2 separate regions of the Homo sapiens genome follow, and region 2 is linked to region 1. A link is an interaction called in ENCODE POLR2A ChIA-PET data of the cell type or tissue named here. Cell type or tissue: K562. All regions are shown on one strand. Links, peaks and the distances in the headings refer to the core of each region. The heading gives the core; the rest is flanking DNA. Region 1 overlaps MST1R (macrophage stimulating 1 receptor). Region 2 holds the start of LOC124906236 (Sjoegren syndrome nuclear autoantigen 1 homolog).

Region 1 (11,335 bases), core at 2,048-10,047:
GCCTTGAGCTAACCCCAAGCTGCCTCTGGGCCATGCCAGGCCAGAGGGCAGTGGCCCTCCACCTTGTTCCTGCCCTTTAACTTTCAGAGGCAATAGGTAAATGGGGCCCATTAGGTCCCTCACTCCACAGAGTGAGCCAGTGAGGGCAGTCCTGCAACATGTATTTATGGAGTGCCTGCTGTGGACCCTGTCTTCTGGGCACAGTGGACTCAGCAGTGACCACACCAACACTGACCCTTGAACCAATAAAGGAACAAATGACTATTAAAGCACAAATTGTAGCAAACAGTGTGAAAGAATGACAGGAGGCTGCTATAAATAGCTGAATAGAGAGGCAAGGGAAGCCTCCCAGGAGGTGACATTTTGCTGAGGCCTTATCAACCGGGGAAAAACCACCAGAAACAGTGTTGAGGAAAGAGGGTTTTTGGCAGAGAGTCACACATGCAAAGACCCTGAGGCTGGAAAGGAGTTGGATCAGCAAGAAGGATTTTGAGAACAGGGAGGGTGAGCAAGGCCCAGATCCAGGTCCTAGGGCTCTGGGGACTGTTAGATGGAACCAAGGAAGTAGGCTGAGTACCCAAGCATGCAGTGACCAGGATGGTTTCTTCCATGGCTCAGGCTGCCTCCTCCCCTTTCCCCAGCCCTAGCACTTCTCCAGGGCTCCCTGCTCGATCTGCAGTGCCCACCGTCACACCATCCAGGATGGAATGGGGCCTGCCATCTGGGGCATAGAGGCTTGGGTCCCAGCAACACTGCCAGCATTGATTGCGCTTGTAGCCTTAAGAGAGATAAGCCAGCAGCAAGGCCTCAACTCCACACTTTCTTTTTTTTTTTTTGAGACGGAGTCTCGCTCTGTCGCCCAGGCCGGACTGCGGACTGCAGTGGCGCAATCTCGGCTCACTGCAAGCTCCGCTTCCCGGGTTCACGCCATTCTCCTGCCTCAGCCTCCCGAGTAGCTGGGACTACAGGCGCCCGCCACCGCGCCCGGCTAATTTTTTGTATTTTTAGTAGAGACGGGGTTTCACCTTGTTAGCCAGGATGGTCTCGATCTCCTGACCTCATGATCCACCCGCCTCGGCCTCCCAAAGTGCTGGGATTACAGGCGTGAGCCACCGCACCCGGCCTAACTCCACACTTTCAAGGAGCCAACTTCTGGCCAGGTGCGGTGGCTCATGCCTGTAATCCCAGCACTTTGGGAGGCTGAGGCAGGCGGATCACTTGAGGTCAGCAGTTTGAGACCAGCCTGACCAAGATGGTGAAACCCTGTCTCTACTAAAATTACAAAAATTAAGCTGTGTGTGGTGGTGCACGCCTGCAATCCCAGGTACTCAGGAGGCTGAGGTGGGAGACTCGCTTGAACTTGGGAGGCGGAGGTTGCAGTGAGCCGAGATCGGGTTACTGCACTCTAGCATGGGCGACAGAGTGAGACTCCATCTCAAAAAAAAAAAAAAAAAAAAAGGAGCCAACTTCAAAGTGCCAACTGCCCCAGCTATTTGTACTTGTAAAGGCCACTGCACAACAGCCCCTAGAGGGGCGTGCTCCTCTGAGAGGGAGACTTTCCCCTCCTCCTCTTCCTCCCTACACTGACTGCTGAGGGGGTAGCTGGGGTGCCAGGGTGCCTGGCCCAGGACCTGGATCACAGTGTTTCTTCTCCCTTGCTCAGGACCCCCATAGCCTCCATCCCTTCAGTTAGGAGACCCCAGCTCACCCTAAGAGGGTAGGCTTCCTTCCCTCGGAGCCCACAGCTCTGTGCCCTGTCAGACATGGAACCCTGGGTTTGGAGCAAGAGCTCCCTGCTAATCAGAGTGAGAGTCTCCTTGGGACCAGAGCTGCCCAGCTTTCTCCATCCAGCTGCTGCTCGCTCTGCCACCTCAGGCCAGAGAGAAGTCCAGTCCTGGGGACTCTAAGGACTCTGAGGACAGGTGGGTAAGGCTTAAAAGGAGATTCTTGCTTGAGTGCAGGGATCCAAAGATCAGGAACCCGTGTGCTGAAGAGGGGCAGAGAAGGACTATCTGTCTGTTTACCACCGTACCTTGGATGACTCTCAGTGCCTCAGCAGGCACTGAGGAGGTTGTAGCCCCGCATGCTTGGCCACTGACCCTTTGTCTCTGTGTGTGCAGGAGACACTTGTGTTACCCCGGAGGCTGCGAGGGAGGTAAGTGGAGTATCCTGGGGCCCATCCCCACCTCAGTTGGAAAGGACTGCCTTCATCCCTCCAACTTGTAGTTCTCCCCTTTAACCCCATCCTGGGGTTCTAAGGATCACCCAAATCTCTTAAGCCCAGGAGCTCCTTCCCCATTGAGCTTCTGCAGCTCATGGACCACTGGCTTATCTGTTCACATGAGGGGCTCAGAGAGAAAGGGAGTCTCTGGACAAGAAGGGAGCTTAGCATGGGAAAGGCTCCCAGAGAAGAGAGATAGGAGAGAAAGAGGGTGTCAGGTGCAGCCAGAATGTAGGGCTTTGGGCCTGCTTCTGGGCCAAGGTCCTCCAGGGCCAGAATTCTCCAGGGAGGGGCCCCAGTTAGGCACTTGGGGCCCTGGATTGTGACACAGCTGCCCCCACTCTCAATTTCTGCAGCCCCTAAGCTCTGAGCTTCATTCTCAGAGCCATCTGATAGTCCCAACCCCATCTGGGGTGTCAGGAGCTCGGACTGTTTTAGGGCTTCAAATCAGTGACTGGGCTACCAGGGAGAACAGGGTAGGGAGGGTCAGTTCTAGGTCCCTGGATGGGCTGGGGGACCATGTGGCTTCCAGGGCTGATGAAGGCTGGGCTGCCTCTCCTCTAGGGGAGGCCTGGGCAGTAGCTCAGGTATGGTGGGTGGCCAGTGCAAGAGGAGGGTTACTAGTGGCCATGGGAGGCCTGGGCCTGCCACCAGGGTGGAATGGTGTGGACAGAGGTTTCTCCTAGGGCTTTCGGAGACCAGCCTTCCAACCAAGAGCTATGAAGAGTAGGTACCTCTCTGTCCCATCTCCCTCCATCTCAGCCCAGTAGGGCTAGGGGCAAGCAGATGCTAATAAAGGCTGAGCAGGCCAGGGTGGGAGCTGGCGCTGAGGAGGCAGCAGATGACTCACACCCTCCTGACTGCCCATTGGTGTCACTGTTCTCTGGAGCCTGGAGGGCGTGCATGGGGCAGACTGACCTGCTTTGATGGGGTACCATGAATCTGGCCTAAGATTCCCCTTATGTCTCGGCCTCAGCCCCAGCCTTTCAGGGAATATTCTGAGGGACCCAAAGGCTCTCTGGGGGTCTATATCAGGCTAGGTCTCTAGAAAGAAATACCTGAGACTAGGTAATTTGTAAGAGGTTTACTTGGCTCACAGTTCTGCAGGCTGTACAGGAAGCATTGTGCCAGCATCTGCTTCTGGGGAGGCCTCAGGAAGCTTACAATCGTGGCAGAAGGCAAAGCGGGAGCAGGCACTTCACATGGTGCAAGTTGGAGGAAGAGAGAGAGAGAGTAGCAGGAAGGTGCCACATACTTTTAAATGACCAGATCTCAAAATAACTCACTGTTATGAAGATAGCACCAAGATGAGGCATCCACCTCCATCACCCAAACACCTCCCATCAGGCCCCACCACCAGCACTGGGGATTGCAATTCAGCATGAGATTGGGGTGGGGACAAATATCCAAACTATATTAGGGTCATACCTGTGGGCTCCAGATATAGCCCCATTCCAAACCCAGTCTCATTGTTGCTCTATGGGAGCTCAGGGGCCAGGCCTGTGGTGGTTCCTATTTTCAGCTCAGGTGGTAGGAGCTGAGGGAAGTTGCTTATTCCTTGGTAAGGCTCAGCATGTGCCAAAGCAGCGGGACCAGTGAGTACCAGAGACTCCCAATGCCAGAGGTATCTTCACCATCTCACCTCTCCACTCTCTTTCAGTTTGGTTTAACCACCTGCATACTCTTTTTTTTTTTAGACAGAGTCTCACTCTGTCACCCAGGCTGGAGTGCCATGGCATGAACTTGGCTCACTGCAACCTCCGCCTCCTGGGTTCAAGCAATTCTGCCTCAGCCTCCTGAGTAGCTGGGATTATAGGCGTGTACCACCATCCCTGGCTAATTATTTTTTATTTTTAGTAGAGATGGGCTTTCATCATGTTGGCCAGGCTGGTCTGGAACACTTGGCCTCAGGTGATCCACCCACCTTAGCCTCCCGAAGTGCTGGGATTACAGGCGTGAGCCACCTCACCTGACCAACCACCTGCATACTTTTGTAGCCAGTCTTGCACTCGGCGTTTGGGATCTGGAGATGCATTAGGGAAGGCAGGGAGCTTAAAGCAGCAGGCGGTCAAGATCATGGGATTCAATCACCCTTGAAACTAATTATCCCTTCCTCATGCCACAAGTCCCTCGTGGGACACTGCACCCTGGACCATGGAGAATCAGAGGCCCCAAAGGAGTCAGCTCCACCCGTGGGCTCCATGGCAGTGGCAGCTTTAGCCAAGCATTAATCCTGCTGACATGTCCCTCAAAGCCAGGGAGCCTTCTCTTCAAAGAGGGAAAGGAATCTTTTGGGTGGCTCCAGTCACCCTGTTCACATGGGCTCCTGCCCTGGTCTCTTCGACCCAGTCATCTGTTTAATTTAAAGTCACTCCCACTGTCCACCGGACCTGGGTTCCATAGGAACCCTGAAGGAGGGCAGCTCTGCTCACATTCCCTCTGCAGGTGTGACTAGAGGTCAGCTCTGCTCAGCAGTCATGAAGCCATGTGTGCTTTTGGCAGTACCACCTTTGCCTCCACTTTTGCTGGCTTCTGGATGTGGGGGCTGTTCCCAGGGAGGGTGAGGAGCTCTCCCAGCCCCTAAGACAGCTGTGGGCAGCAGTCAGGGCGGCTGTGCTGTTGCCTTCCCTCTGGGCTGATGCGGCTGGCCACCTTTCACGCAGAGTTACGTAAGCTCGAGTCAATTGGGGCTCAGAGCAGTTCATTGTGGGCTATTTTTAAGCTGCAACACATCACAGCAGAGGGGTCACTGCACTGCCGGCTTGCAGGGAAGATTGTTTAAACATCTGTTATTTAAATTTCCCTGTGCCTTAGAGCTCAGAAGCCATATCCTGCTAGTACTAGTGGGTTCTGCCTTCCACATTTCAGAATAGGAGTGGATTATCTCCCCTAACCCTGCCTAAGGTTCCCCTAAGGCTGGGGTTCTCTGATACTTCCTGTCTTCCTCTGGGGTCAGACAGGGGGGCCATGGAGCAGGAGGTGCCAGCTCCTTTAATCATAGTCCTGCCTCTGTGGAATGGGTGTATCCTGGCCAGGAGAAATGTCAGGGAAGCAGGAGGTCTAGGTCTAGGGTTCACAGGTCACTTGGATAGCTCCAGGGAGGAAGGTAAGGAGAGGAAGGTAAGGAGTGTGGGCCATAGAGCTAGGAGACCAAGAGTGCATTCCTTCCTCCTTGGGGGGCCTCAGCTTCCCATCAGCACCAAGAGAGGGTTGAATCAAGATACCTTTGAGTCTGTTCAGAAGCCTGCCTTTGCTTGAGCTGTGCTCAAGAGGGAGGGGAATGCCCTCCCTCTGCAGATCTAAATGCTACCCATCTGTCACCTCTGGGGTAGAAGGGCTGATGTATGAACCCCTGGACAGTGGCTGGGGTGCGAACCCGTGGGGAAACATGCCTCCCTTTTTGCTCCATTATCAAGTGAAGGGCTGCACTGGGAGTCCTTTAAGGCTCTTTCTGATCCTAGCTTTTGGAGATGTCCAGACCCTTCCCAATGCAGTAGAAGGCAGGCAGACCGGACGGGTGCAAGGCCAGGGGCTTGACAAAGCTAGCTGCCTCCTGAGAACACAAGGGAGCCGAAAATAGGTCTGTATTGAAGCAGGTGTGGGAGCCAGCTGTAGAGCTCCTAATAGGGTGTGGCGCTGTGCCTCTCCCCTTGACGCCCTTCTTGCCACCTCTCTACTATCCTCAAGACCTCCTAAGTGGGAGGGTTCCAGCCTGATCCACAGGGGAGAAGGGTTTCTCACAGTGATTTGACCCTTGACCCTCTCTGCAGAGGTTGGGGCCTTCCTAGCAAGCCTGCCTAGAGGGGTGAGGTGAAGTGTGAGGAGAAGGTCATGCAGGACTTGCCCTCACAGGGACGCCATCTGGCCTCATCCACAGACTAAGCTCCTCCCAGCTCCTCCTTGCCACCTCCCTCCCACCCCACAGCCCTCAGCCTGGGGAATGGGCTCAGTCTGGGGGAGGGGCTCTCCAGGTTGCCATGGCAACACGTTGGCCCTCCTCACTTCCCAGATTCAGAAATAGAATTGGACGCCCTTCTTCCTGGTGAGACACTATTTAAAAACATGTTGGGGGAGGGGCCGAGGGGCGCTATCCCTAGGGGCTGGGAAGAAGGGACCCAGCCTGAAAGCCTCTTTATTTGCCCTGCTGCTCCTCTCCCCAGCTGGATGAGATGAGCAGGCTTTGGCCAGCTAAGAATTCTGAATACGAAGGATTCAGTCTGGCCCATACTCAGCACCACCAGGTTCCTGGAAGGGCCTCCTCTCAGGCTTGAGCTACCTGATAAGCTATCAGGAGGAGGAGCAGGTCCATGCAGGACCCAGCTTGGGTGTAGGGCTTGCTGCTGCAGAACCCACAATGGAGTCATTTTAGCTCCCCTCCAGCAGGGTCTGTGACTGCCTGGCCCTGAGCATGGCACCCAGTGGTGGCAACACAGGATCCTGAAGTATGAATCCAGAGCCTGGTGGCCTGGCTTCAGATTCTGGCTCCACTACACACTAGCTGAGACAGACCTCTCTCCCTTTCTTTCCTTGCCTTGATTTCCTTATTTGTAAAATGAGGTATGACAGTGCCCAGCTCATTGAATTGCTGTGAGTCTGGGTTGTGAGTGCTCCACGTTGTGCTGGCACAGAGGAAGGACCCCATCAATATCAGTTATTGTTATTATTACTATAAGGGGTGTTTGCTATAAGGACCTTTGCAGCCAGACATGGTGGCCCATGCTTGTAATCCCAGCACTTTGGGAGGCCAAGGTGGGAGGAAGCCAGGAGTTTGAGACCAGCCTAGGCAACAAAGTGAGAACCCTTCTCTATTAAAAAAAAAAAAAAAAATTAGCCAGGTGTGGTGGCTCACACTATCCCAGCTACTCAGAAGGCTGAGTGGTGAGGATTGTTTGAGCCCAGGAGTTCAAGGCTGCAGTGAGCAATGATAATGCCACTGCACTCCAGCCTGGGCAACAGAGTGAGACCTTGCTTCTAAAAATGAAAATAAAAATAAGGGCCTTCTCTATCCTGGCTGCTTCCTTTGGGCCTTCTTTCATGGGCTAGACGCTTCAGCCAGTTCTGCTCCCTTCCCCCAGGAGACCTCAGGCCAGTTGTTTACAAAGGACCACAGTTCTGGAAAGGAGTGTTATGCCCCACCTCTGCAGGAGGTGGACGATGGCTCAGTGGTGAGACAGGCCAGAGGCTCTCAGGACCTCTCTCCATGCCTCTCCAACCCTCCAAGGCACAGTCCAGCTCAAATGCTGCACAGGCACTAGAGGCTGTTACTAGCATCTCTGTTGTAAACAGAAAACTAGCTTGCTTAAGCCAAAGATTAATGACATTAATAGTGGGCAGCAAGTATGTGTGTACATGAATGTAGGCACACATATGCACAGGCAGACCCTTGGGCTTTGGACGTTCGCATGAGAGGATGAGCAGCTCCCCCTTGGTGTCCAGAGCTATCGGTTTCCACTCTTTTTTAACTTTTTAAAAAAAATCATTTTTAATCCTAGCACTTTGGGAGGCTGAGGCAGAGGGATCACCTGAGGTCAGGAGTTCAAGACCAGCCTGGCCAACATGGTGAAACCTGTCTCTACTAAAAATACAAAAATTAGCCTGGCGTGGTGGCGGGTGCCTGTAATCCCAGCTACCTGGGAGGCTGGGACAGGAGAATCACTTGAACCTGGGAGGCAGAGGTTGCAGTGAGCCAAGATCGTGCCATTACACTCTAGCCTGGGCAAGAAAGGGAGACTCCATCTCAAAAAAAAAAATTATTTTTATAGAGACGGGGTCTCGCTTCGTTGCCCAGGCTGGTCTCAAACTCCTGAGCTCAAGCAATCCTCCTGTCTTGGCCTCCCAAAGTATTGGGATTGCAGACGTGAGCCACCACACCTGGCCCTGTCCCCATTCTTAACCAAAGGCAGCATCAAGGGAAGAGGGGTGGGAGCCCAGGGGGCCTGAGATGTGGCAGAGCCTGGCTGTGCCCAGTGCCAAGTTAGCAAGCTGCAGATGCAGCACCTTTGTGTTAACTTTTGTCCCTGGTCACAGAGCCTCACACCCCACAGCCAACTGTAAACACTATTTTTAACCTCTGTGAAAACAGTTTCAGAGAACAAACCTACAGTTATATTGTCCACAAACCTGTTTCCTGGGTGGAAAGACTGAGGCCTGAAAGAACACAGCCCTGCCAGACAGAGGGAGGAGGCCCAGAGCTCAGATCTGGTGGGAAGGAGGAGGGCCTGACCCTACCACAGGTTAGAACCTCCAGACCTGGGCCTGTGGCAATGTGCAGCTCTCCAAACTGTTGCCTAGGCCTGTCCTTGTGGCTATAGGGCAGCTCTGAGCCTAGGCTGCTGCTCCAGGCAGGTTCCACTCCTCCCTGCCCCCCTTTTTTTCTCTCTATTTAAGAAATGGGGCCGGGCACAGTGGCTCACGCCTGTAATCCCAGCACTTTGGGAGGCCGAGGTGGGCGGATCACGAGGTCAGGAGATCAGGACCATCCTGGCTAACACGGTGAAAGCCTGTCTCTACTAAAAATACAAAAAATTAGCTGGGCGTGGTGGCGGGCGCCTGTAGTCCCAGCTACTCGGGAGACTGAGGCAGGAGAATGGTGGGAACCCGGGAGGCGGAGCTTGCAGTGAGCCGAGATCACGCCACTGCACTCCAGCCGGGTGACAGAGCGAGACTCTGTCTCAAAAAAAAAAAAAAAAAAAAAAAGAAAAGAAATGGAGGGTGGAATTGCCCACCTGGTCTGGTAGCTTATATTTCCTATGCATCGCCCCATCTAATTCATTGTCTGACTTGTCCTTGCTGTATATGCAGCTCTATGCCCACTGTGTACTCAGTCCTCCACCCACTATGTCCCCACTGTGGGGCTAGCCCTGAGACCACTGTGGTCTTACCATCCTGTAATTGCCACTTGGCTAGCCCTGTGGCTGCTGTGGTGCAGCCCTGTGCCCAGAGCTCTGCCCCCATTATGGCCAAGATGAAGCTGACACAATGTGTCAAGAGCTAGAAATTCTGACTTGAGGATTCTGAGCAGAGGCCCCACCCCCACCCCTGCCACCCCCATCCCTACCCCTGCAGGATACTGGTCCTGGGCTTCAGGGACATGTGGCTCTGGGGAGGGGGCTCCATGAGGCACAGGCAGAGGAGAACCATCTGGAGCAGCAGAGACTGCCAAGGAGCTGCTGTCCCTGGAGCGGGAGCCGGGGAACATAAGGAGGGGAGCTTGGGACTGAGCTTGGGTCCCTCACCCACTTCTGCCTCCCAGGGCTGAGTGGTGAAGGGACTTTGCACACCATCCAAAGGTTCTGTGCCAGGGGCTTCCTCAGAGTCTCCCCTGCCTACCTTTTTCCTCTGGCCTTATCCTGACAGTTCCTGGCCCTCACTGTGGGACTAGCCTGGGCAGAATGTGCACCTGGCTGGGAAGGATAGGGGAGGCTGGCCTGCAGCTGACTGACTTCACTGGTGTCCCCTGGCCCCCTGCCTCCTAAGGTTCCCTGGGCAAGCCTCCATTCTTCAGGAGCATGGGGACCCTGGTTTCCTACACTCTGGCACTCCCCAGGTCACTGTGATGTCACCCCTTCCCAGAGCCACATGTCCCTGAAGCCCAGGACCAGTATCCTGCAGGGTTAGGGATGGGCGCAGCAGGGGTGGGGGTGGATCCTCTGCTCAGAATCTTCAAGTCAATCCCCAGGGGGCTGTGATGTGTAAGGTCACCATGGCAATGGAGTGAGGGCAGGGCACCTAGGGCATGGAGCAGGAGGACTATGGAAGCCACCAAGAAGGTGGGGGGCCCTGATCCATCGGGTCCCCAGGACCACCCCTCAGCCGGCAGCCAGCAGCTGGGGAGTGGCCTCAGAGGGTCTCAGGGACCACGGATAAGCTCAGAATCCCTATACTTCAAGCAGGGGTTGTCATTGTCTACCAAGACCATCACTGATGGTGCCTGTGGCCCAGCCTCCCAGGCCTGCATCCCTGGGTCCATTTGCCAGCTACTCCAGGATCCTGCTTGGGTTAGCTCCCAGTGCTGCTGTGAGCAGGCCTCCCAGGATGCCCCGAGACTCTCCTCCACTAGTGTATCTTCAAGTCCCATTGTGGGAGCCCAACAACATCTCATCATGGAGGATGTCACCCTGACCTTACCAGAGTGCATGCACAGTGACAGCACCAGTGACATAGCCCAGTGTGGACCCTGCCACCTTCGGTTTCAGGTGCAGAATTTGGGGGAAGGCAAGCGTCCAGCTAAGGTCCTGGTAGGCTGGGGCAAAGGCCCCTGCAGCTCCGACCAGATAGCCTCCTTGGGCAGCAGGAAGAGTCGGTGGCTGCCCTTCCTCCTCTCAGGAGAGAATGGTGCTCCCGAAGCCCAAGGTGCTCTTCTGGCTCCAGCTCAGGATCTAGCCCAAGATCAGGACCAGGGTAAGTGTCCAGCTCAGGCTGCTGCCCTAGTTACACATTCTTTTTTAAAATTTCTTTCTTTCTTTTTTTGAGATGGAGTTTTGCTCTTGTTGCCCAGGCTGGAGTGCAATGGCGCGATCTCAGCTCACTGCAACCTCCGCCTCCTGGGTTCAAGCGATTCTCCTGCCTCAGCCTCCCAAGTAGCTGGGATTACACGTGCCCGCTATCACATCCAACTAAGTTTTGTATTTTTAGTAAAGACTGGGTTTCTCCATGTTGGTCAGGCTGGTCTCAAATTCCCAACCTCAGGTGATCCACCTGCTTTGGCCTCCCGAAGTGTTGGGATTATAGGTGTGAGCCACCGTGCCCGGACTTACACCTTCTTTTCTGTCACTGACTCCTCCAATTCCAGCTTGGGCTACGACTCCAGCTCTGGATGTTACCCCAACCCCCACTGCAGTTGAAACTGACATCCATACCATTGATCACCTGACTGACACCACTGCAGTCACCAAGGGCCCATCTCAAGACCTCCTTCTCAGGAAGTGTGGCAATCAGTGGTCAACTGTCTTGGAGTCTTCCAAAATAGTTGCATCTTGCCAGGACAAAGTGAATCTCCACTCTAAAGAGGAGGCTCCCATCCCAAAGCCTACTCTAGAAGAGCGCCCAGACCATGCCCAGGAGGAGGAGGTTACCAGAAGGAAGGTGCCCAGAAGGAAGGTGCCAACTGAGGAG
Region 2 (11,335 bases), core at 2,109-10,108, 560 kb after region 1:
CCCACCTGCTGGTCACTGTCTGCAGGTGCTTTCTGTTGGACACTGACTAGTGTTTGCTAGGAAAATGAACATACCTCAGTGGTTGAATAGTGGTGCTTGAGGCCTTGTTTCTGGATCTCTTTTTTTTTTGAGATGGAGTCTTGTGCACTTGTCGCCCAGGCTGGAGTGCAACGGCACGATCTCGGCTCACTGCAGCCTCTGGCTCCCAGGTTCAAGTGATTCTCGTGCCTCAGCCTCCTGAGTAGCTGGGATTACAGGCGCCTTTCACTACGCCTGGCCAATTTTTGTATTTTTAGTAGAGACGGGGTTTCGCCATGTTGGCCAGTCTGGTCTCAAACTCTTGACCTTGTGATCCGCCCGACTCGGCCCCCCAAAGTGGTGGGATTACAGGCGTGAGCCACTACGCCCAGCCTGTTTCTGGTTCTCTTTAGGAAATTGTGGTTGTGAGTGAAGTTGCTCACCCAGAATATTATCATGAGTGGCCTCTAAACATCAGAGCTGCCCAGTGGCTTGGAATGTGCCCAGCAGCGCTGTGAGAGAACTTTCTGGAAAATTCTATGAGAGAAAGTTCACTGGGGGCATATGGACATATAGCTAATGTCCTGCATCTTGTTTATCTTAAAAAACCTTTATGATACTGCTTTTCCCTCTATGCTTAAGAGTCTTTGAGCTAGGCGCAGTGGCTCACATCTGTAATCCCAGCACTTTGGGAGGTTGAGGCGGGTGGATCACGAGGTCAGGAGATCAAGACCACCCTGGCCAACATGGTGAAACCTCGTCTCTGCTAAAAATCCAAAAATTAACTGGGTGTGGTGGCACATACCTGTAGTCCCAGCTACTCGGGAGGCTGAGGCAGGAGAATTGCTTGAACCCAGGAGACGGAGGTTGCAGTAAGCCGAGATCACCCCACTGTACTGCAGCCTGGCAACAGAGTGAGACTCGGTTGCAAAAAAAAAAAAAGAGTCTTTGATCAGGCCGTGCATGGTGGCTCACGCCTGTAATCCCAGCACTTTGGGAGGCTGAGGCAGGCGGATCACGAGGTTAAGAGATCGAGACCATCCTGGCCAACATGGTGAAATCCTGTCTCTACTAAAAATACAAAAATTAGCTGGGCATGATGGTGGGCCCCTGTAGTCCCAGCTACTCGGGAGGCTGAGGCAGGAGAATCTCTTGAACCCAGGAGGTGCAGGTTGTAATGAGCTGAGATCGCACCACTGCACTCCAGGCTGCTGACGGAGGAAGACTCCATCTCAAAAACAAAAAACAGTGAAGAATAGGCTTCTCTCTAATATCATCAAGATGCTCTTGGTCTTAGTGGGTAGAAAAAAAATATATATATATTTTTTTGCGGGGTACAGAGTCTCGCTCTGTCGCCCAGGCTGGAGTGCAGTGGAGCGATCTTGGCTCACTGCAGCCTCCACCTCCTGGGTTCAAGCGATTCCCCTGTCTCAGCCTCCTGAGTAGTTGGGATTACAGGCACATGCCACCATGCCCGGCTAATTTTTGTATTTTTCATAGAAATGGGGTTTCACCATGTTGGTCAGGCTGGTCTCAAATTCCTGACCTCAAGTGATCCACCCACCTCGGCCTCCCAGAGTGTTGAGATTACAAGCGTGAGCCACCACACGCGGCCAGAAAAAATATTTTTAAACTCTTTGTCCAGGTACTGGTAGCTTTAAAAATCTGTTCTTTTGATCCCTTGATCAGTAAAGGAAATGGATTATCATGAGTTTTCTGCTTTTTGCTTCTGATAAGATATGCTACATCCAAGACTGCCCAGCTGCAAAACCGCTATGCCCTCACCCCTGCCTCTTGTTCATAGGTTGTGGAGCATGGCCTGTTTGTCAAGCACTGCAAAGTCGAGGTGTATTTGCTGGAACTGAAGCTCTGTGAGAACAGTGACCCCACCAATGTGCTGAGTTGCCATTTCAGCAAGGCAGACACCATTGGTGAGAGGCTGGGCTGGGGTCCCTGGTATGTGGTGAGAGAGTGTAGGACATTGTGGCTGATGGGAGGGAAGAGGGCATTATTTTATATGCCCTCTTTAGATTTGTTACCCAAATCATCTCGAGCTGTAGTTGCCAGTCCTGACCTGGGGGCCTATTCCTCCAGGAATTCTTATGGAGAGAACACTGGGCCTGCTCCTTGCCCATTTGTCTATGATAATGAAGATAAGGAAATGTAGATCCAAAGAAGTTTAAAAATAACTTATTTAAAAATCTCAGCAAGGTTTACAGTGAGCTACGATCCCACCACTGCACTGCAGCCTGGGCATCAGAGCAAGATCCTGTCTCTTAAAAAAAAAAACAAATCGCAGCCAGAAAATGGTGGAGCTAGCTTTTGAAGCCATATCTGAGTTAACTCCAAAGATAAGCTTTCTCGCTTTCTATGTTGCTTTTGCGCCATAAATGAGAGACACACGTTAGCAAAGAAGCATAGGGATACTTTCCAGGCATATGAGTGCAAGAGGCCACCCATGGGAGATGATTGATTTTAAGAGGTATCAGGGGGTTGATCCAGAGCACCTGTGAGCATCTGACAAGAAAGAGGATGAGCATTAGTTTGCCATGGCTGTCTTTAGCCTTGCATGTGGACAAAGCCCCAAGTGATATTTCTGCCTGTTCCTAGCAACCATCGAGAAAGAGATGCGGAAGCTATTCAACATCCCTGCGGAGCGTGAAACACGGCTCTGGAACAAATACATGAGCAACACCTACGAGCAGTTGAGCAAGCTAGACAACACTGTCCAGGATGCTGGGCTATACCAGGGTCAGGTAGGAGGGCCCTGGCCATTCCCCAGCAGGTAGCTCTGCCCAGGGTGTGTGGCCAGATACTTTTTGCTTCTAAGCATGTTGGAAGTGCGGTGGTTTGAACTCTCCTCATTTGGTTTCCCCTTTCACTCAGGTGCTAGTAATTGAGCCTCAAAATGAAGATGGCACATGGCCCAGGCAGACCTTGCAGTCAAAGTAAGTGAATTTTTTCTCCCTTGTTGTAGGCTCACATGTGCAAAAGAGACAGTCTTTCCTAAGGCAGTACTTGTACTAAGAAAAATTGTTCTGATTCAGATGAACAATGCCTATTTTGTATATCCAGAGTTCATGCTTCTGGATGAAGACCGTGGCTTTTGGTAGCAGGGCAGCATCTAAGGGAAGCCTGTCAGGATATCTCAGCAAGGTGGCGAGCCTCTGCTCGTGGAGAATGAGAAAAGGAGGAAGGGATATGAGGGATCAAGTCTAAGGTTGCTGCTCTACCAGGAGGTTGCTTTGTTTTTGTCACGCTTTTATTTTCTCCACATGTAGTTAGAGGCCTTGATGGATAAGAGGAAGGCTAAGGCATGGGGTTTTATATGACTTAAAAGTGATAGTTGAGGCCTGAGCATGGTGGCTCATGCCTGTAAGCTCAGCACTTTGAGAGGCCGTGGGAGGTGGCTCACCTGAGGCCAGGAGTTCGAGCCCAGCCTGGTCAACATGGTAAAACCCTGTCTCTACTAAAAATACAAAAATTAGCTAGGCATGGTGGCAGGTACCTGTAATCTCAGCTACTCGGGAGGCTGAGGCTCAAGAGTCGCTTGAATCCAGGAGGTGAAGGCTGCAGTGAGCTGAGATCGCACCATTATACTCCAGCCTAGGTGACAGTGCAAGACTCTGACCCAAAAAAAACAAAAACAAAAAAAAAGTGATAGCTTGATTCTACCTGTTTCTGCCCAGTGGCCTGTTACTCATTGTTGCCCTGGGAGCTTGCTGGGTGAATTGTTCAGCTACAAAACTTGGACTAAGGACACATCTGTTTCAAGAGATGTTCATGTGGTATGTGGAACTGTGCATGTTCTTAGGGAGATAAAGAAGTGATTAATTTTCGTTATGGTATAAGTTTTGGAAATTATATCTGTGTTCCAGTAGTTATGGGAATAATGTTGCGCTCTGTCCTTTTCCCTCTGTCAGGCCTTGGACTGTGACCATTACATAGTAGTGGGCTCCTAGGTCATTTGAGAACCATGAAAACTATGAGTTCTTAAGAGAAGAACTGTTAGAACCCCTGAAGTCCAGTCATGGACTCCAGTTTAAGAAACCCCGGTTGCCAGTTGTTGACAAGATAAATAAAATAGCTGTGGTAGGCATAGCTGTGCTCATCTTCACCCTGAGATATCCATATCCTAATTCCCAGAATCTGTTTCAGAATCTGTCATTATGTCAGGTGACATGGCAAAAGGGACTTTGCAGATGGGATTAAGCACAATGGTGAGTGCCTGTAGTCCCAGCTACCTGACAGGCTGAGGTGGGAGCATTGCTTGAGTCCAGGAGTTTGAGGCTGCAGTGAGCTATGATTCTGCCATTGCCCTCCAGCCTGGGCGACAGCAAGACCCCATCTCTTTTTTTTTTTTTTTTTTTTTTTTTTTAAAAAGGCCAGGAGCAGTGGCTCATGCCTGTAATCCCAGCACTTTGGGAGGCCGAGGTGGGCGGCTCACCTGAGGTTGAGAGTTTGAGACCAGCCTGACCAACATGGAGAAACCCTGTCTCTACTAAAAATGCAAAATTAGCCAGGCGTGGTGGTGCATATCTGTAATTTCAGCTACTTGGGAGGCTGAGGCAGGAGAATCGCTTGAACCCGGGAGGCGGAGGTTGCAGGGAACTGAGATTGCACCATTGCACTCTAGCCTGGGGAACAAGAGCGAAACTCCATCTCAAAAAAAAAAGAATGTCTGTTCACCAGTGAGTGAAGACAAGCCATAAGCCATACAGTGAGAGAAGAGATTTGTAATCCATGTCTGACAAGTTGTGTCCAGAATTTTTTTTTCTTTTTTTTTTTTCCCTGTGACGGAGTCTTACTCTCTTGCCAAGGTTGGAGTGCAATGGTGCGATCTCAGCTCACTGCACCCCCACTCCCGGGTTCAAGTGACTGATGCCTCAGCCTCCCGAGCAGCTGGGACTACAAGCTCCCACCACCATGCCCAGCTAATTTTTGTATTTTTAGTAGAGACAGGGTTTTACCATGTTGGCCAGGCTGGTCTTGAACTCCTGGCCTGTAGTTATCTGCCTGCCTTAGCCTCCCAAAGTGCTGGATTACAGGCATGAGCCACCACAGCTGGTCGTATATCTAGAGTTGCAAAGAAATTCCTACTAGTCAATACAAACAAGTCAGGCAACACTAGTAAAAAAAAGAGGCAAAAATGTAGAATTATATGCACATTCTGCTACTCAACAATCCTGTTGTTAGGCATATAACCAATAGAAATATATCCCATGTTCTCTTAAATACATATTTCAGGATGTTTGTGCTAGCACTGCTTGTCATAGTTACAAACTGGAGCTAACCCAAATGTCCATCAAAAGTAAATGGATAAACTGCAGTAAGTGTAAGCACACAAGGAAATTCTGTCCAGCTTTGCACAACAGTGATGAGTCTAATGAAAAATGATGAATGAGAGAAGGTAGACACAGAGCAGGGCATAATGATTCTGTTGACTTAAAACTTTATAACAGGCAAAATTAACCTTGGGGATTCATGGTCAGAACTGGTTAGTGTTGGGAAGAATTGCGACTGAATCGTGAGAAGGACACCTAGGGGTCTGGGGGTGTCCTGTTTCTTGGTCAGGGTAGTGGTTACATGGATGTATCACTTGGTGCAAATTTCTTGATTTTATACACTCAGGGGTTTTGTTTTTTTGTTTTTTTAATAGACGGAGTCTTGATCTGTAGCCCAGGCTGGAGTCCAGTGGCATGATCTCGGTTCACTGTAACCTCTGCCTCCTGGGTTCAAGCAATTCTGTGCCTCAGCCTCCTGAGTAGCTGGGATTACAGGTGCATGCCACCCATGCACAGCCAATTTTTGTATTTTTAGTAGAGACGGGGTTTCACCATGTTGGCCAGGCTGGTCTCGAACTTCTAGCCTCAAGTGATCCGCCTGCCTCGGCCTCCCAAAATGCTGGGATTACAGGCATAAGCCACGGCGCCCGGCCAAAAAAAATCAATAATAGGCCAGGTGCGGTGGCTGGCCAACATGCTGAAACCCCATCTCTTAAAAAATAGAAGAAAATTAGCCCGGTGCAGTGGCACATGCCTGTAATCGTAGCTACTGGGGAGGCTGAGGCATGAGAATGGTGGTGGGGATTGCAGTGAGCCTAGATCGTGCCACTGCACTCCAGCTTGGGCGATACAGTGAGACTCTGTCTCAGGAGAAAAAAAAAAAAAAGGTACAATAATAATCAAGGTTTAAGAAAGCAACTAGTATCTATAATATTCCAGAGATAAATTCTGGGTAATTCCAACATAGGTGAGGAATTAGTATAGAGCAGAGAGAGATGAGAATGTCCAGAACTACTATTCTTGAGGATGAGAAAGGTGAACAATTGTAAGTTTATGTAATTTATGGGGAAAAATAAAAATAGAGATCCTAATAAGTTAATGGAACAACTAACAGAAACGGAAAATTGAATGTATAACTTTGAAACATACTACGTCAGTTAGGAAAGGCTTGCTGGCAGGTAAGAAAAATCTGCAAATTAGCGTATTAAGCAAGATGGAGGCTTACATCTTTCTGAAAAGAATTTCTGACGTAGGCAGTCAATCCATTGCTGACGTAGCAGCTCCATGGCAATATTAAACCCAGCTGACCTACCCCTTCCTTTTTAGGACATTTCTCAGATATCATACATCAAACCTCCTTTGTATCTCATTGGCTAATCATATGACAATACCTGGCTTTCAGGAAGGCTGGGATGTACTGTATAGCAGGACTGCATCATGTCCAGCTAAAAACTGGGGTTCTCAAACTAAGGAAGGAGGGGAAAATAGCTAGCAGGAGGCGACTAGCAAACTGCCACACCTGCAAAAGGAAAATTAATGGAAGGCAAAAATGAAGGGGGGAAAAAATAAGAAGTATGGTAATTAGAAAGCATGTTAGAACATGTGGAAAAAGGGGGAAAAAAAAGAAACCTGAAATAAGGAGGCTGAATTAAATTCAGTGAAGTCTAATAACAGCATTAGAATCACTGTAGATGAGTTAAATTTACCAAACTAAAGACAAACTCTCAGATCAGACTTTAAAAGACAAACCACACCAGGGATACAGTGGTATGTGCCTATAGTCCTAGCTACTCAGAAGGCTGAGGGAGGAAGCTTGCTTGAGCCCAGGAGTTCGAAGTTACCGTGAGCCACGATTGCATCATTGCACTCCAGCCTGGACGACAGAGTGAGATGCTGTCTCTTTTTCTTTTTCTTTTTTGTTTGAGATGGAGTTTCACTCTTGTTGCCCAGGTTGGAGTGTAATGGCGCGATCTTGGCTCACTGCAACCTCTGCCTCCCAGGTTCAAGCAATTCTCCTGCCTCAGCCTCTCGAGTAGCTGGGATTACAGGCATGCGCCACCACGCCCGGCTAATTTTGTATTTTTAGTAGAGACAGGGTTTCTCCATGTTGGTCAGGCTGGAGACCCTGTCTCTTGGAAAAAAAGAGTCAGGCATGGTGGCTTATACCTGTAATCCCAACATTTTGGAAAGCTGAGGTGGGAGGATTGCTTGAGGATAGGAGTTTGAGACCAGCCTGGTCAACATAGCAAGACTCCTGTCTCTACAAAATTTTTTTTAAAAATTAGCTGGGCATGGTAGCTTGTGCCTGCAGTTCCAGCTTCTTGGGAGGCTGAGGTGGGAGGATCCCTTGAGCACAGGAGTTTGAGGCTGTAGTGAGCTATAATTGTGCACTGCACTGCAGCCTGGGTGACAGAGCAAGAGCTTGTCTCAAAACACAAGAAAACAAAACAAGGCTGGGCACAGTGGCTCATGGCCTGTAATCCCACTTTGGGAGGCGGAGGTGGGTGGATCACTTGAGGTCAGGAGTTCAAGACCAGCCTGGTGAACATAGCGAGACCCCCCTATCTACTAAAAGTACAGAAAATTAGCCAGGAGTGGTGGCGTGCACCTGTAATCCCAGCTACTTGGGAGGCTGAGGCAGGAGAATTGCTTGAACTCAGGAGGTGGAGGTTGTAGTGAGCTGAGATGGCACCATTGCACTCCAGCCTGCGTGACAGAGCAAGACTCCATCTCAGAAAACAAACAAACAAACAAACAAACAAACATGTTTAGTAATACATTGTGTGTCAAAGACACAGAGAAGTTGAAATTGAGGGAATGGAAATAGTGGCTTATGCCTGTAATCCCAGCACTTTGGGAGGCAGAGGCAGGCACATCACGAGGTCAAGAGATCAAGACCATCCTGGGCCAATATGGTGAAACCCCGTCTCTACTAAAAATACAAAAAAATTAGCTGGGTGTGATGGCATGCTCCTGTAGTCCCAGCTACTCGGGAGGCTGAGGCAGGAGAATCTCTTGAACCCGGGAGGCGGAGGTTGCGGTCAGCCGAGATCGCGCCACTGCACTCCAGCCTGGGCAACAGAGCAAGACTCCGTCTCAAAAAATAACAAGAAAACGTACATCAAGGGAATATGTCATCGAAGGAAGGTCACTAGTTGGCTTAATAACTTTTTTAAAACCTACCAATAGAGTCAGTTTTATATATTTCTTTTTTTTTTTTTTTGAGATGCAGTCTTGCTCTGTCACCCAAGCAGGAGTGCAGTGGCGCAATCCCTCCCAAGGTGGTGGAATTACAGGTGTGAGCCACCATGCCTGGCCAATGTATTTCTATTTATTTATTTATCCCTCAACAGTCCTCCCTCCAATTTAATATATTTCTTGGCAGAGGATAGTAAATGTTTCCATGGATGGATTCCTTGGTGGTGGTGATGGTGGTTTGTTTTTTTTTTTTTTTTGAGGCAGAGTCTTGCTCTGTCACCCAGGCTGGAGTGCAGTGGCACGATCTCGGCTCACTGCAACCTCTGCCTCTCAGGTTCAAGCGATTCTCCTGCCTCAGCCTCCTGAGCAGCTGGGATTACGGGTTCGTGCCACCACGCCCGGCTAATTTTTTGTATTTTTAGTAGAGATGGGATTTCACCACGTTGGCCAGGCTGGTCTCGAACTCCTGGCCTCAGGTGATCCACCCGCCTTGGCGTCCCAGAGTGCTGGGATTACAGGCGTGAGCCACCACACCTGGCCGGTTGTTTATATTTAATTGTCTTTTTTTCACTAATGAGGACCACCTTGTAAATTCTGGGCATTTTCAGAGTTTTCTCTTCCATGTGAATTGCTCCAGCTAACTTAATATTAGTTTCTCAAGGGTTTGTGTAGACCTGGCTTTGTCTCTTTCCATCTGTTTCTCTCTTTCCCTTTAACGTCACTTGCCTGAGGTCTATAAGGCCCTTTAAGGTTGCCAGCCCAGAGCCAGAAGAGATTGGTGTCCCTGAAGTTAAGAAAGCCACCTTTGCCTACAGATGGTGTTCACAGTGTTGGTGTGGAGTCACAGCTTGACTTTTGGTAAGGCAGCAAGTATTCTGACTGTTAAGAGTTTATTGTAGCTGGGCACTGGTGGCTCATGCCTGTAATCCCAGCAGTTTGAGAGGCTGATGTGGGAAGATTGCTTGAGCCCAGGAGTTTGAGACCATCCTAGGCAACATAATGTGACCCTGTCTCTTAAAAAAATAAAATTAGGTCAGGCACGGTGGCTCATGCCTATAATCCCAGCACTTTGGGAGGCCAAGGCGGGCGGATCACCTAAGGTCAGGAGTTCAAGACCAGTCTGGCCAACATGGTGAAACCCTGTCTCTACTAAAAATGCAAAAATTAGCCAGGCGTGGTGGCGTGTGCCTGTAATCCCAGCTACCTGGGAGCCTGAGGCAAGAGACTCGCTTAAACCCAGGAGGCAGAGGTTGCAGTGAGCTGAGACTTCACCATTGCTTTCCAGCCTGGGCAACAAGAGTGAAACTCCATCTCAGGCTGGGCGCAGTGGCTCATGCCTGTAATCCCAGCACTTTGGGAGGCCGAGGCGGGCGGATCACGAGGTCAGGAGATTGAGACCATCCTGGCTAACACAGTGAAACCCCGTCTCTACTAAAAATACTTAAAAAAAAAAAAAAACACCACGGGCATGGTGGCAGGCGCCTGTAGTCCCAGCTACTCGGGAGGCTGAGGCAGGAGAATGATGTGAACCCAGGAGGCGGAGCATGCAGTGAGCCGATATCACGCCACTGCACTCCAGGCTGGGCAACAGAGTAAGACTGTTGTCTCAAAAAAAAAAAAAAAACAAACAAACAAAAAACAAAACAAAACAAAAAAAGAGTGAAACTCCATCTCAAAAAAAAAAATAGGGGGCCCCAGGAGATGTTGACCCAGCAGGGCATGGCGCTGCAGAACTACGACAACAAGCTGGTCAAATGCATAGAGGAGCTATGCCAGAAGCAGGAGGAGCTGTGCTGGCAGATCCAGCAGGAGGAGGACAAGAAACAGCGGCTGCAGAATGAGGTGAGGCAGCTGACAGAGAAGCTGGCCTGCGTCAACGAGAAGCTGGCCCGCGTCAACGAGAACCTGGCACGCAAGATTGCCTCTTGCAGTAAGTTCTACCAGACCATCGCGGAGACGGAGGCCACCTACCTCAAGATGCTGGAGAGCTCCCAGACTTTGCTCAGTGTCCTGAAGAGGGAAGCTGGGAACCTGACCAAGGCTACAGCCTCAGACCAGAAAAGTAGTGGTGGCAGGGACAGCTGACCAGACCATGGGCAGGGCCTGCCTCTGTGCGCCCCTCAACTCAGCCCCAGCAAGTCTGTCCACAGAGCGTCTTCTTCATGGCAGCAGCTGCCTTCTTTCACTGTCTCAGGTGCTAAGAGGGGCAGCTGCCAACCTCCACTGGCATCAGTGACAAGCCCGGGGCACAGCCTGTGGGTCCTGGCTTTGTGCTCACACAGGCTATGGGGAGGGTGGGCTCTAGGTCAGCTCTGCAAGGGGCCTGTCTCTGCGGCACCCACACTCCTGGGCTGCCAGGGAGGTCCTGGTTGTAGTCTGAGCACCATGGAGGTCCCCTCAGCCAGCAGAGGCCCAGGGCAGGGGGCAGGGGTTCTCCTTCATCCCAGAACCCAAACCTCAGGGCTCACCCCTGTGGCCTGTGACTGTCAATAAAGATTATCTTTGTAAAAATAAATAAATGATTGAATGAATGAATGAAAAATAAGTTAACCGGGCTTGGTGGCTTACGCCTATAATTCTAGCACTTTGGGAGGCTGAGGCGGGCAGATCACTTGAGGCCAGGAGTTCGAGACTAGCCTGGCCAACATGGTAAAACCCTGTCTCTACTAAAAATAAAAAAATAGCCAGGCATAGTGGCATGCACCTGTAATTCCAGCTACTCGGGAGGCTGAGGCATGAGAATTGCTTGAACTGGGGAGGCTGAGGCATGAGAATTGCTTGAACTGGGGAGGTGAAGTCTGCAGTGAGCTGAGATTGGACCACTGCACTCCAGC

Evidence for each region. Peaks named below come from ENCODE experiments on the same cell type or tissue, not always from the same donor. Only the 100,000 strongest peaks of a DNase experiment are listed, where the experiment ranks them.
Region 2: POLR2A ChIA-PET joins it to region 1 with 6 read pairs; 2 of 35 experiments call an interaction of 5 or more read pairs at or near these places.

What each region holds. Positions count from the first base shown.
Region 1 is chr3:49,875,943-49,887,277 of GRCh38, reverse strand. MST1R (macrophage stimulating 1 receptor) reads left to right here. Exons shown (of 20, transcript NM_002447.4): 20 at 1-276. It also overlaps the pseudogene ACTL11P. Among named protein-coding and RNA genes, the nearest start is that of CAMKV, 12 kb to the right of the region's middle. RefSeq lists an enhancer at 2,621-3,122. In K562, for the core only: no CTCF peak of the experiment used is centred there; a DNase peak (open chromatin) is centred at 6,507.
Region 2 is chr3:49,316,333-49,327,667 of GRCh38, reverse strand. It overlaps USP4 (ubiquitin specific peptidase 4), which reads left to right. Exons shown (of 22, transcript NM_003363.4): 4 at 1,823-1,949; 5 at 2,629-2,774; 6 at 2,905-2,966. LOC124906236 (Sjoegren syndrome nuclear autoantigen 1 homolog) reads left to right here and starts at 8,606. Exons shown (of 2, transcript XM_047449404.1): 1 at 8,606-9,359; 2 at 10,190-11,016. The coding sequence starts at 10,203. The coding sequence ends at 10,586. RefSeq lists enhancers at 10,175-10,674, 10,675-11,176. In K562, for the core only: no CTCF peak of the experiment used is centred there; no DNase peak of the experiment used is centred there.